2 separate regions of the Homo sapiens genome follow, and region 1 is linked to region 2. A link is a contact called in ENCODE Hi-C or POLR2A ChIA-PET data. All regions are on one chromosome and are shown on one strand. Each heading gives the region's core, a stretch centred on a gene start or an enhancer-like site at or near the end of the contact. The rest is flanking DNA. Distances are from core to core; before and after follow the strand shown.

Region 1 (6,485 bases), core at 3,214-5,713, 98 kb after region 2:
GGTTCTCAAACCTCAGCCTCCCAAGTAGCTGGGATTACAGGCGTGCACCACACCCAGCTAATTTTTGTATTTTTAGTAGAGATGAGGTTTCGCCACGTTGGCCAGGCTGGTCTCAAACTCCTGGGCTCAAGTGATCTGCCTACCTCGGCCTCCCAAAGTGCTGGGATTACAGGTGTGAGTCACCGCACCCAGCTGGGATATTACATTTTAACGTTTATATTTTTTAAATGCTTCAACTGTAATTTTTAAAAAATCATTTTGTCAGTGAGTATTTTTTCTTAAAAAAAAGGTCAATTTTAAATCTAAGTATAACTTAGGTTTCTCTGGTGTCCACAGAATCAAGCCATTTTCAAATGCTTCCACAACTAAGATACTGAAAAGCACAATAACAGAATCAGCATATATTCAAAGTAGAAGTCATATCAGTCTCTTTTTATTGAAATATCACAATGTTATTCACAGCACTCCTACGAAATGAATAACAACATTTCTATATTACAAATTCCTCCATTTTGCATAAATGGCCACTCCTAGGGAGGCAGAATAATAGAGTGTTCAATGGACATGCTTTGAACTGGAACTGATCTGAGTTGGAATCCAGACTCTGTCCAATTAGTCGGGTGAAGTTCTTCAACTTGTCTAGTTGGGTTATGAAATTCATCAACTTGTCTAAGCCACCATTTCCTCATTAGAAAAATGAGAGTGATACTGCCTGGCTGTCAAACCCTACCCCAGAACCTCTGCTGGAACATAAGCTTGCCTTATGTGCTTACGCTGACAAACACGTTTCACTTGAAAGACAATCACTTAATGACCTCAAGCCTGGGATAGTACTGCTTAGGATCAGGCTAAAGTAGGTGGCAGTCACCTCAAGCAACCCATAAGAATTGTAGGCATGGTGCTCTGGCAGGTCCATAGGTAAGTCAAATCTTTGGTAACTGAATCTTTACTGTCACTGTTGAGATGTACGGAGAAAAGAGAAAATGTGTATGCTATCAGCTCCATTGCAGCCAGCTAAGGGTGAGGAGGATAGGAGAGAAGGGCCGCTTCTCCCACAACCACAGCGCAAACTAGATGTGACATATGCACTGTCTGCAGTCAATGAGGCCTCCTCAAGGACCAGACAGCAAGGATCCTGCTACGTGAGGCTTGGAAAACAGCCATGACAGTGCTGGCTGCCTACTCCACCTACCCTGAATTACAGATCATGGAGTCTAGCACATGAGTCATGGGCACACATGTCAGAGATTTTTGTCAATTGATTAATTAGTTTAATAACTTTCTCTTTTCTGTCGCCTTTTAAAAAAACATAGCAACCATCTATTTGGAAGTTATACTGGTTTTTCTTTTATATTCACCATATAAGGTTTCCTTTAAAATGCATGTAAGTATAAAAAGTGACTGAAGGTTGAGAGAAGCTGCCTTCAGCCATCAATTGCAGATGCTGTTCCTTATACTAGCACCAGGAGATGTAGTCTAAGGGACAGAGCTGACTCTGTCTTCAACTCTGTGACCCGCAGGAAGTGGTCCTGGCTGTGTATGACTTCTGCTGGGGCAACTTTACCATTCCACTGCTTGTGTCTTTTCTAATGTACTTTTCATTACTTGTATCATATTTAAAACCACAGAAAATATCTCAGCATCCCAGCTGGAGTAACATTTCTGAAGAGAACATGCTAACTTGTTAATGAAATAATGAATACTAAAGTTAAATGCATATATAGTCTCCTGTCACTGCCCTCCCATTGTTATTTTGAAACATTTCCAAGCTCCAGAAAAGTTACGAGAATACAAAGTAGTGGAAAAATTGGAACCGTCATACAGTGCTGGTAGACTGTAAAGTGGTGCAGACATTTTTGGAAAATAATTTGGCAACTCTTCAAAAAGTTAAAGTAGCTCAGCAAAATCCACTCCTAGGTATATATCCAAGAGAAATGAAAACATCCTCTCACATAAAAACTTGTACTAGAATGTTCATAACATTATTAATAGCGAAAAGGTAGAAATAACTCCAATGTCCATCAAGAGACCAGTGGTTAAACAAAATATGATCTATCCATACAATGGAATATTATTCAGCCACAGAAAGGAATGAGGAACTGACTCATGCTATGACAAGCATGAACACTGAACATTACTCGAAGTAAAAGAAGCCTGTCAGTCAAAAGGGCCACATAGTGTACGATTCCATTTATATGAAATGTCAAGAATAGGCAACTCCAGAGACAAAGTCAATTTGTGACTGCCAGGGGTCAGGAGGGAGGGGGAATGAGGAGTGACAGCTAATGGGTTCAGGGTTTCTTTTTGGGGTGAAAATGTTCTAGAATTAGATCGTGGTGATGGGTGTGCAACTCTGCAAATACACTAAAAAACTACTGAATTGTATACTTTCAAAGGGTAAATTTCGTATTTTAAATTATCTTTATAAAGCTGTTTTTAAAAAGAATACAAAGTAGACCCATGTAGCTTTTAACTTCATTCAGCAATTGTTAGTATTTTGCCACATTCACTTTCTTTCTCCTATACACATATGTGCATAAACATATGTGCACAGTCTACGGCTTGACACTTTGATCCTAAATACTTCAGCATGTGGAGTATTCTACATAACCAAAATATAAATATTACACTGGAGAAATTCAACACCAATATACAACAATTATAGTCCATAGTCGAATTTATATTTTATCAGAAATTAAGCATTCTATTTGGTTCTCATGTCCCTTTAGTCTTATAGTCTAGAAAAATTATCTCGCCTTTATTTTTTGACACTGATATTTCCGAAGAATCCACGCTACTTGTTTCACAGAATGCCCTTCAATTTGGATATTCCTTATTGTTTCCTTATGAACTGATACGGATTAAACATTTTTGGCAGGAATACTACATAGGTGAGTTGTGGCCTTCTCTGTGCATCATGCCAAGGGGTACCGAATGTCAGTCGTCTCATTAGTTGTGATGGTGAAGTGGTGTTCATTGTTGTGCTTGGCTAGAGGAGTGTGACTACCAGATTTCTCCATTATAAAGGTAGCTTTTTCTCTTTTTTTTTTTTTTTTTTTTTTTTTGAGACGGGGTCTCACTCTGTTGCCCAGGCTGGAGTGCAGTGGCACAATCTCGTCTCACTGCAGCCTCCGCCTCCCGGGTTCCAGCGATTTTTCTGCCTCAGCCTCCCTGGTAGCTTGGATTAGAGGCGTCCGCCACCACGCCCGGTTAATTTTTGTATTTTTAGTAGAGACCAGGTTTCACCATGTTGGCCAGGCTGGTCTCGAACTCCTGACCTCAGGTGATCCGCCCGCCTCGGCCTCCCAAAGTGCTGGTAATACAAGCGTGAGCCACCGCGCGGGCCAGATTTTTCCCTTTGTAATTAACCATCAAGGGGATGACCATTTGAGCTTGTGTAAATAAGAGCAGGCTTCCCTAGTTGTCTTTTGCCCAAAAGTTTTAGCATCCATCCAAGACCTTTGTCTGAAATTCTGTCCCTTTTGAGATTACTTTGCATTAATATGACCAACCACTGCGATCAATTTTATTCCAAAGAGTGTTGGGGCTGTGATTTCAACCCTAGCTGCACATATATCACCGGTATCGCTGGGAGTGGAACCCAAGCAATCATATTTTAAAATTCTCCAGGATGACTGATTCTGATGTAGAGTAAGGGTTGAGATTCCCCGAGTTAGAGGAACCTTACAACACCCTCATTTGCAAATAAGGACACTGAGGCCCAAGGAGGTTAAATGACTGGCCAATGTCACAAAACCTGTTAATGGCATAGTCAAGATTTTACTTTTTTATACTTGCATTTTAATAGCCATTCCTTTGTGTCAGTCGAAGAATAAAACCAGAAAAAGCAGTAACTTTCGTAGTATGTTAGTATGTTGTTAAAAGTGACTACCATCTAATATATGCTGCCGCCAGACATACCCATTTCTGCTTCCAAGGTTTGTTTTAGCTTTCGTTCATTAGACCTTTGCGGTCACCTTAGGAGAGAGGGAAAGGGGAGTTTGGTCGTCAACTCCTCCGCCCTCAGCGCTCACTGAGGGAGCTCAAGCCTGAGAACCCAACACCGCCGGGTGTTCAAGGGGCCAGATGGGAAGAGCGCAGCCCCGGAGCTGGGCGCCTGCCCTGCACGTCCCGCAGATGCGGCGGCGGCGCCTGCCCTGGGGCCTCCTCGCAGGGCAGCCAGCCTCGCGCGGGAAGCACCTGGCGGGGACGCACCTGGCGGGAACGCACCCACCTTGGCGGAGACGCACCTGGCGGGACAGCCCTGCCCCGCCTAGGGACGCGGGACGTGCGCAGAGCGATGGAGACAGCGGAACCTGCAGACCCGCCCAACCCCACCTCCATCCCCACCCCCAGCCCCCACTTACCCCGGCGTGATAAACTTTATTCGCTCTTTTAATCTTGATGTCCAGGGCGGTCCCCATCTCCAATTCTCCGCAGCAGCCGCCACTTCCGGCTGCGCGTGACCCCAGGGAAACAAGGGGCGCCTCCCCGCTTCGTTCTGGGCCCCGCCCCTTTCCCTCTCTGCCGGCAGTGGCTCACGTGACCTCGCAGCGGCGTCGCACACACTCCCTAGCTCCGAGGGGCGAATGCCCACGCCTTCCTCCTTCCGGCACAAGAGCCGGCCTTAGTGCGGGCCGAAGCGCTGTCACGGTTCACCCCGCCCCCTCTGGGCGTGAAAGACGGGGCCAAGCTAGCCCCACCCCTTCCGTAGGGACAGTCTTACGCCGGAAATGCTCCTTTGCTGTCCGGGTTAGCGGAGGGAGGGAGGAACGGCTCTCCCCGCGTGCCCCGCGGCTGGAGGCGGAGCCGAGCCTGTCTGTCGGTTGCAGCCTGCGCAGGAAGGATGACGCTCCCGTCAGGCTGTGCGGCGCAGACGGTCGCCCAATGGAGTTGTCTTTCAGGAGGTTTTAACTTGGTAATGCCTGCCCTCCTCAAATGTCCTTAGTCTCCTCAACTCTAGCCCTCCACCGCTTTCTCCCTGGGGTTCTGAAGAGCCGGCGCCCCCTTGTCTGTCTGCGGCCAGGCGCCGCACCCTGCCCTTCCCGCGGGAGCGGTTCCGGTCACCCTCAGGGGTGCGGCCCCTGCGTGCTAGTCCTGCAAAGCGCTGATTGGCCGGCGGCTCGGTTGCCTCGCGTCCCAGCGCCAGCTGGGCCTAGGGCCAAGGTCTCGGGAAGCGCCGGGTGACCTCGCTCCTCTCGGAGCCGCGGGCGCTGGGTCACCCGCCAGCCGGGCTCCGCGGGCCGCGAGGGATTGTGGGTGTTCCCCAGGCGCGTGTCCTGGAACCGGGTGTTAAATATTCAGATCCGTGCGCCCCGCGTGAAGGGTGGAAAGGCACGGCCCCCAGGCTCTGGGGCTTGGAGATTGGTTGCAAATGAAAGACTGAAAGCTGGAGTGAATCTGCCTATTATTTTTATTCCCAGCAACAGCTGACCCCAGATACAGTTTGTGGGGGTGGGGGGCGTTACTGCAGGGCAGGGCAGTGCACTGTTAACGTACTTCGTTTATTGAGTTAAAATCTCTTGTAAATGTTATAAATGAGGATTTTGCCAATAAGCAGAAGGTCAAATTTCATTTTGACAAATGATTTAATTAAATAATGCGGTGAAAAGTGCTTTTTGTTTAAATTCTTTGCTTTTTGTTTAAATTCTTTGATTCTGATCATTATTTTTTAAAGTGCATTGCTTTTGGGATAACATCAGAAACTATCTGTAAAAAGAATTAGTATCACGAATGCCTCCCTCTTAAGAATATAAAATGTTTTACAGGCCAGCAGTGATGGTGCTGCAGCTACAATTGCATTTGAAGGTTAATAAATGGTATTTTCAAATATTCAGGTCTTGGTTTGCAGCTCCTCTCTGCCCTCAGGGCTTTGGTCTCTGTCTTCAATGTTTTCCTGGCAATTCAAAACTCAGCGATTTTAGAACAATTCATTAGGGACTTGAAAATCACAGTCTAGTCTATTTGAATTCAAGAAGTGGATCCCTTTCCGCTAGACTCACCCATCATTTTCAAGTGGTAAAAAATCAATCTCAGTAGACACTGCAGAGAAACAGGAAAAGAAACACATGTATCAACATTGTATACTTGGTTTTTTTGTTTTGTTTTGTTGTTGAGACGGAGTCTCGCTCTGTCGCCCAGGCTGGAGTGCAGTGGTGCTATCTTGGTTCACTGCAACCTCCGCCTCCCAGGTTCAAGCGATTCTCCTGCCTCAGCCTCCCGAGCAGTTGGGACTACAGGCATGCGCCACCATTCCCAGCTAATTTTTGTATTAGTAGAGATGGGGTTTCACCATGTTGGCCATGCTGGTCTCGAACTCCTGACCTCATGATCCACCCGTCTCGGCTTCCCAAAGTGCTGGGACTACAGGGGTGAGCCACTGCGCCCAGCCTCCAATCGCTATCCTTTTAAATCTTTTCCATCCCTCACTCACACCTTAGATGATACCTTAACTTTCTGGTCCATTTGAGTTACCAAAAATCAGA
Region 2 (6,305 bases), core at 3,415-5,914:
ACTAAGGCTGCCAATTAAAGATCAGAAGTTGTTTAATTTGTGCCTGTTTTTAGAGATTTTGCCACATTTTACACAAAGTTAATTTAGGATTTTTTTTTTTTTTTTGAGACAGAGTCTTGCTGTGTCACACAGGCTGGAGTGCAGTGGTGCAATCTCTGCTCACTACAACCTCTGCCTCCCAGGTTCAGGTGATTGTCATGCGTCAGCCTCCCGAGTAGCTGGGATTACAGGCTTGCACCACCATGCCTGGCTAATTTTTGTATTTTTAGTAGAGAAGGGTTTCACCATGTTGGCCAGGCAGGTCTCCAACTCCTGGCCTCAAGTGATCTGCCTGCCTCAGCCTTCCAAAATGGTGAGATTACAGGCATGAGCCACCTCGCCCCGCCCTGAGGATTTTTAATTATTAAATTTAGAGTCCTAATGATTATTGATTTTGTCAGTTTGAGCTACTAAGTCGATACTGAGTGGGGTGGATAAAACAAGTAAAAAATTCAGGAAAATCTCAGATAGCTTACCATTTTGAGCTTTGTGTTATTAGATAGTGCATGAGGCCTTCCTTTTAAGAAAATAAATCAAGGGCTGAGGTCTGTAATAGAGTATTAATTTAAAAGCCAACTCTTCTCCTGGAAGTCCTGTCAGTAGCATATCCACCATATGGCCCTTTCTTCTGTTTTCCTGTATTGCATCATTCCTATTTAGTTCTGTGCTCTTAGATCCTTCTTCATGGTTTTTCTTTAGAGTTGAAATGCTGAGCAAATCATATTTCCAGAGAACTCTTGGGTGACAGTGTGGAAACAACTGTAAAATTATACTATTATTTCTTAAAGTATGCTAGAATTTGCTTCAGGCATCCAAAAGTAAAGCTAAAGTATGTAGTTTTCAGTATTTACTGTACGCAAATTCAAATAGGATTTGTTTTTGAGATTTGATTTTCTCTTTTTATTTAAAATTCTTATTGGCATTATTATCTTTCCTGAATAAATTTTTTGTTGTTGTTTTTAGAATAAATTATGTAATTACATAGTTGAAAGTTATGAAATAACTTTTTGATTTCCTTTTGCTTTCCCCTGCTCCCAGAAAAGTTTTAAATGATCATTTTCTAGGAGGTAGACAAAATTTTCTTTATAGTATCATTGATTGCAGTTAACCTTATGTTTGTTATATTTGTTGTTGAGGAAAGGTTGAGATCAGTGAAAAGTGAAACAGTGTTTTCCTTTGGGAGAATAAAAGTTTTTTTCAAATAGACATATTCAAGTACTTCCTTATAGTAACTCATGTAAATGTAAATTTTTTCCAAGTTACTTCTCTCAGTTTTTGGAGGAACATGGTCCCTTGGACATGAGTAACAAGATGTTCTCTGCAGAATATGAGTTTTTCCCAGAAGAAACTCGACAGATACTAGAAAAAGCAGGAGGTTTAAAACCTTTTCTCTTGGGATGCCCTCGTTTTGTTGTGATTGACAACTGTATTGCACTGAAGAAGGTTGCATCACGGCTCAAGAAAAAAAGGAAGAAGAAAAACATTAAAACAAAAGTAGAAGAAATTTCAAAAGCAGGGGAGTATGTACGAGTTAAACTACAACTGAATCCAGCTGCTAGGGAATTTAAACCAGATGTAAAGTCTAAACCAGTGTCAGATTCATCTTCAGCACCAGCTTTTGAAAATGTGAAACCCAAACCTGTGTCTGCAAATTCTCCCAAGCCAGCTTGTGAAGATGTGAAGGCCAAACCAGTATCCGACAATTCTTCTAGACAAGTTTCTGAGGATGGGCAACCCAAAGGGGTCTCTTCTAATTCTCCTAAACCAGGCTCTGAGGATGCAAATTACAAGCGAGTCTCCTGTAATTCCCCCAAACCGGTTCTTGAGGATGTGAAACCAACTTATTGGGCTCAATCCCATTTGGTCACAGGATACTGTACGTATCTTCCTTTCCAGAGATTTGATATCACCCAGACACCGCCAGCATACATAAACGTGTTACCAGGTTTGCCCCAGTACACCAGCATATATACACCCTTGGCCAGCCTTTCTCCTGAATATCAGCTACCAAGATCAGTACCAGTGGTGCCGTCTTTTGTAGCCAATGACAGAGCAGATAAAAATGCTGCTGCCTATTTTGAGGGTCATCATTTGAATGCTGAGAATGTTGCTGGTCACCAGATTGCCTCTGAAACACAGATCCTTGAGGGCTCTTTGGGAATATCTGTAAAGTCACACTGCAGCACAGGTGATGCTCATACAGTCCTGAGTGAGTCTAACAGAAATGATGAGCACTGTGGAAATTCTAACAACAAATGTGAAGTAATTCCAGAAAGCACCAGTGCAGTAACAAACATTCCACACGTGCAGATGGTTGCCATACAGGTAAGAGTTAAATAGAAAAGTCTTCTTAATACTGAAGTTAAATTTTCCTTTTCATTTTTCATTGCCGTTATATTTGCAAGAATCCTTAAAGTTGATTGACTTTATAATGATTACTGAAGCTTTTGCCTGAAAATACTTTTAAAATATGAACTCTTTTGTGAGGCATGACAGGTAATCTTCTCAGAAAGAAGCTTGGGTCCAATAAACAATACCCATCTTTGCTACTGAAATTCTACACAGATTGAGAAATAAGACAGCAGGTGGAGCCAAAACGTCATCCTAAGAATTAATAAAGGTGCTGGAGGAGAAGGTGGCTGTTTGTAGGAAAGTTCAAGTGCTAGCTGGAAGTGTAGCCTGCATCACAGTGCCTTACCTGCCAGTTACAGGAGGGCCCACCTGGAGGCCTTCCAGCGTGGGGTGCCTGCCCCATAGGACTTAGCGCATGAAGGAGGAAGGGAAAATGTGCTGGCAGCTCCTCAGAAAGAGAAGGAAAAAGGAAGACTCTGACCTACACAGGCCCAGCTTCTCCTGTCAAACCAGGGGAGGAATGAGAATGTTAAAAAGAGACAGCCAGGTAGAAACAAGAGGGATGTGTATGAGTTCTTTCCTAACAAGGAAGAGATGAAATCAAGATTCTCCTATGGTTGCCTTTATAGGGTATGAATTCATTAAATCCTTATTGAATTGCCCCACTCATTATGTTTTCTAGGAAGCTTTGAAAAAAATAGGTTAAGAGCAATGGATCATAATCATTTCCAGATATGCTAATTCTAAATAACTTTCCTAATATACATGTTTACGGAAAGCATGGAACATGATCTAAATGGGAAAAAAAACTTGAAAAAATTGTGGGTGTGTTTTAAAGTGTTACTACTTGATGGGCTTATTTTACTAGAGCGATTGAGATAAAGTGAATTTTATTTTTTGTTTTGCCCACAGGTATCTTGGAACATAATACACCAAGAAGTCAATACTGAGCCATATAATCCTTTTGAGGAACGACAAGTGAGTCAAAATTACATTAAACTGTTTAAAGGTTTAGTTTTCATTAATTTATCTAGATGGAATGATGAACTAGAACTATTTTGGAGTCAGCTTATTCCACACAAAGTTATCATGGAATAAGCTTGAGAACATAACAAAAAAATGATTTTGTTTTTATTGTTGAAATTTGAGAAGGGAAGGAAAAGGTAATTTTTTTCCAGCATACTTATTTCAAATTATAACAGCGTTATTGTTTTATTTTATTATTTTTAAAATTTTATTTATTTTTATTTTAATTATTTTTGAGACACGGTCTCACTGTCATCCAGGCTGGCCAGCTTTATTGTTTTAACTGGTATAATGAGCATATAATAATTTATAAGTAAGCTTATTCATGCGAATAATACAGAAAGATAAAGACCTTCTCTACTATAATAATGATTCAATTAGAAAACCTACTAATATAATTTAGTTCGTTAATATGCATCATAAGAGAAAAGTTGTCTTATCAACTCAAAGTTGCTGTAAAGGTATTGGATAAAATTCAGGTCACTGTCTTGACCAAAACTAGTAAGAAAATGGGAATTGATGAATATTTCTCAACATGCTAATATTTTAAGCCAAAAGCCATCATCTTGCTTAATGGTAAAACATCACCATTAATATTTATTGTTATCCTGGGTATATTAACTGAGAAAGCAGATATGAGAAAGAAAGAAGATAGAAAAGAGGAGATGTGAGTATCATTATTTACAGAGGCTAGGGCTGTGTACCAGGAAAATCCAAAATGATCAACTGAAAACCTACACTAACCTATATAAACCTATACTTGTATATAAAAATATATATAAACAATTACCTGTTAGAAAGTATGTTGAAAGAAAATATTTTCAATACCAAAAAAGAGATAAAATACTTAAATGTATATAAAGAAAAATTTTTAAATGCTATGGAGAGACACATAGAAGCCTTAAATGAAAAGATATTTCATGTACTTGGATAAGAACACATATTATGATAATGAGATTGGTTCTCCCTAAAGCTTTTTAAAATTTAACACAATCCCAGTATATACATGAACAGGGCAAATTAGTTATGTATATTGCTGTATATATAACAAACAACCTCAAAAGCTAGTGGCTTAAAACAGTAAAATATTTCACAATTGTGAAATCTCACAATTTCGCTAAGTCAGGCATTCAGGAGCAGTTTAGTTGGATGCTTCTGGAGATTCTCATGTAGCTAGCCAAGATGTTGACCAGGGCTTGGTCATCTGCGGGAGTAACTGGGCCCAGAGGTTCTACTTCCAAGATAGCTCACTCACATGGCTGGCAAGCGGATGTTGGCAGTTGTCAGGAAGCTTCAGTTCCTTGCCTTGTGGACCTCCACCTAGCCCTGCTTGACCTCATGGGGCTGGCTTTTCCCAGAGTGTGTGATACCAGGCAGAAGCGGCAGTGCTTTAGGAAGTCACAAATTATCACTTCTGCGCATTCTCTTGGTCACATAGATCAATCCACCAACCCTGATACATGGTAGGAGAGGTCTATACAAGGCTGTGACTAACAAGAGGCCTGGTTACTGCACAGGATTAATTTGAAACTAGACAAATTGATTTTAAACTTCATATGTAAAAATGAACATCAAGAATGGGTATGGAAGAGAAACTAAGAAAAGGAGTTGTGCAACTAAATATCAAAACACAATATAAATCTATCTATATTACCACATACATAGACCATTAATATGAGAGTGCCTGGCCAACATGTTGAAACCCCGTCTCTACTAAAAATACAAAAATTAGCCAGGTGTGGTAGCTTACCTGTAATCCCAGCTACTTGGGAGGCTGAGGTAGGAGAATTGCTTGAACCTGGGAGGCGGAGGTTGCAGTGAGCCAAGATCACGCCAGTGTACTCCAGCCTGGGCGACAGAGTGAGACTCCATCTCAGTCAGTCAATCAAGATGGTAGATTGGCTGGGTGTGGTGGCTCATGCCTGTAATCCCAGCACTTTGGGAGGCTGAGGTGGGTGGATCACGAGGTTAGGAGTTTGAGACCAGCTGGCCAACATAGTAAACCCCATCTCTACTAAAATTAAAAAAAATTAGCTGGCCGTGGTGGTGGACACCTGTAACCCCAGCTACTTGGGAGGCTGAGGCAGGAGAATCGCTTGAACCCAGGAGGCACAGGTTGCAGTGAGCCAAGATTGCGCCACTGCACTCTAGCCCGGGCGACAGTGCGAGACTCTGTCTCAAAAAAAAAAAAACAAAAAACAAAACCGAAGATGGCAAATTATCAGTGAGCAAAAACTGGATTATTAAATACATAGGAGAAATGGATTGCCATCTAGAAAAAATCAATCTTGGTCCCTACCTCATTCCTTATACCAAAATAAGTTCCAGGCAGATTAAAGATTTTAGCATAAAAAATGGACCTATAAAAGTATCCAGGAAAAAAACGGGAAAAATTTTTTGTAAGATCAGTAAACAGCATGGGAAAAAAGAATGTTTATATTCATATACACATGCATGTAATGTGTATATCCTATATGCATAGCATATGTATGACAACAAATACATACACATACACATATCAAAACACAGGAGAGAAACAAGGAAAATTATGTGCAGTGTGAAACAGATAGAGAACTAATTTCCTTAACAACAAAGTTTCTATAAATCAGTAAGGAAAAGATCAACAATCTGTCACAAAGATGAGAATGGATGTGAATAGACAATTCACAATGAAAGAAATACAGATGATTTTTAAACATATAAACAGATGCCCACCCCACTTGAAATAGGAAAAGCAATCATTCACATTTTGAAAGATAGTGAAACTGAAATTTCTGGGAAGGCAGTTAGGAATCGATCTGCACTCATATATGTATAGAGAGACCAGTGAGCCAAGGGGATTTGTATGTTTGTTTTGTCTGTATTTGAATCAGCAGAAAATTGAATAC

Evidence for each region. A loop is a pair of places that touch in the nucleus more often than their neighbours do. ChIA-PET counts read pairs that join two places held with the same protein, here RNA polymerase II (POLR2A). Pooled maps may share reads with other maps.
Region 1: a loop to region 2 is called in a map of GM12878, with 4 times the contacts of the local background. The contact joins the promoter of VPS26C here to the enhancer-like site in region 2. A Hi-C loop is called at or near these places in 2 of 168 maps with a recorded cell type or tissue (GM12878 and naive thymus-derived CD4-positive, alpha-beta T cell), 13 of 37 single-sample maps with no recorded cell type and 13 of 50 pooled maps. POLR2A ChIA-PET finds 5 or more read pairs at or near these places in 5 of 52 experiments (GM12878, H1, MCF 10A and 2 more).

What each region holds. Positions count from the first base shown.
Region 1 is chr21:37,262,871-37,269,355 of GRCh38, forward strand. It overlaps VPS26C (VPS26 endosomal protein sorting factor C), which reads right to left and starts at 4,464. Exons shown (of 8, transcript NM_006052.2): 1 at 4,368-4,464. The coding sequence starts at 4,424. RefSeq lists silencers at 4,060-4,369, 5,110-5,269 and an enhancer at 4,510-4,569.
Region 2 is chr21:37,164,252-37,170,556 of GRCh38, forward strand. TTC3 (tetratricopeptide repeat domain 3) reads left to right here. Exons shown (of 46, transcript NM_001330683.2): 33 at 1,299-2,364; 34 at 3,304-3,369. Among named protein-coding and RNA genes, the nearest start is that of TTC3-AS1, 27 kb to the right of the region's middle. Within about 2 kb of position 4,665, at least 2 of the 41 ENCODE cell types and tissues checked have a DNase peak (open chromatin) inside an H3K27ac peak, as active enhancers do.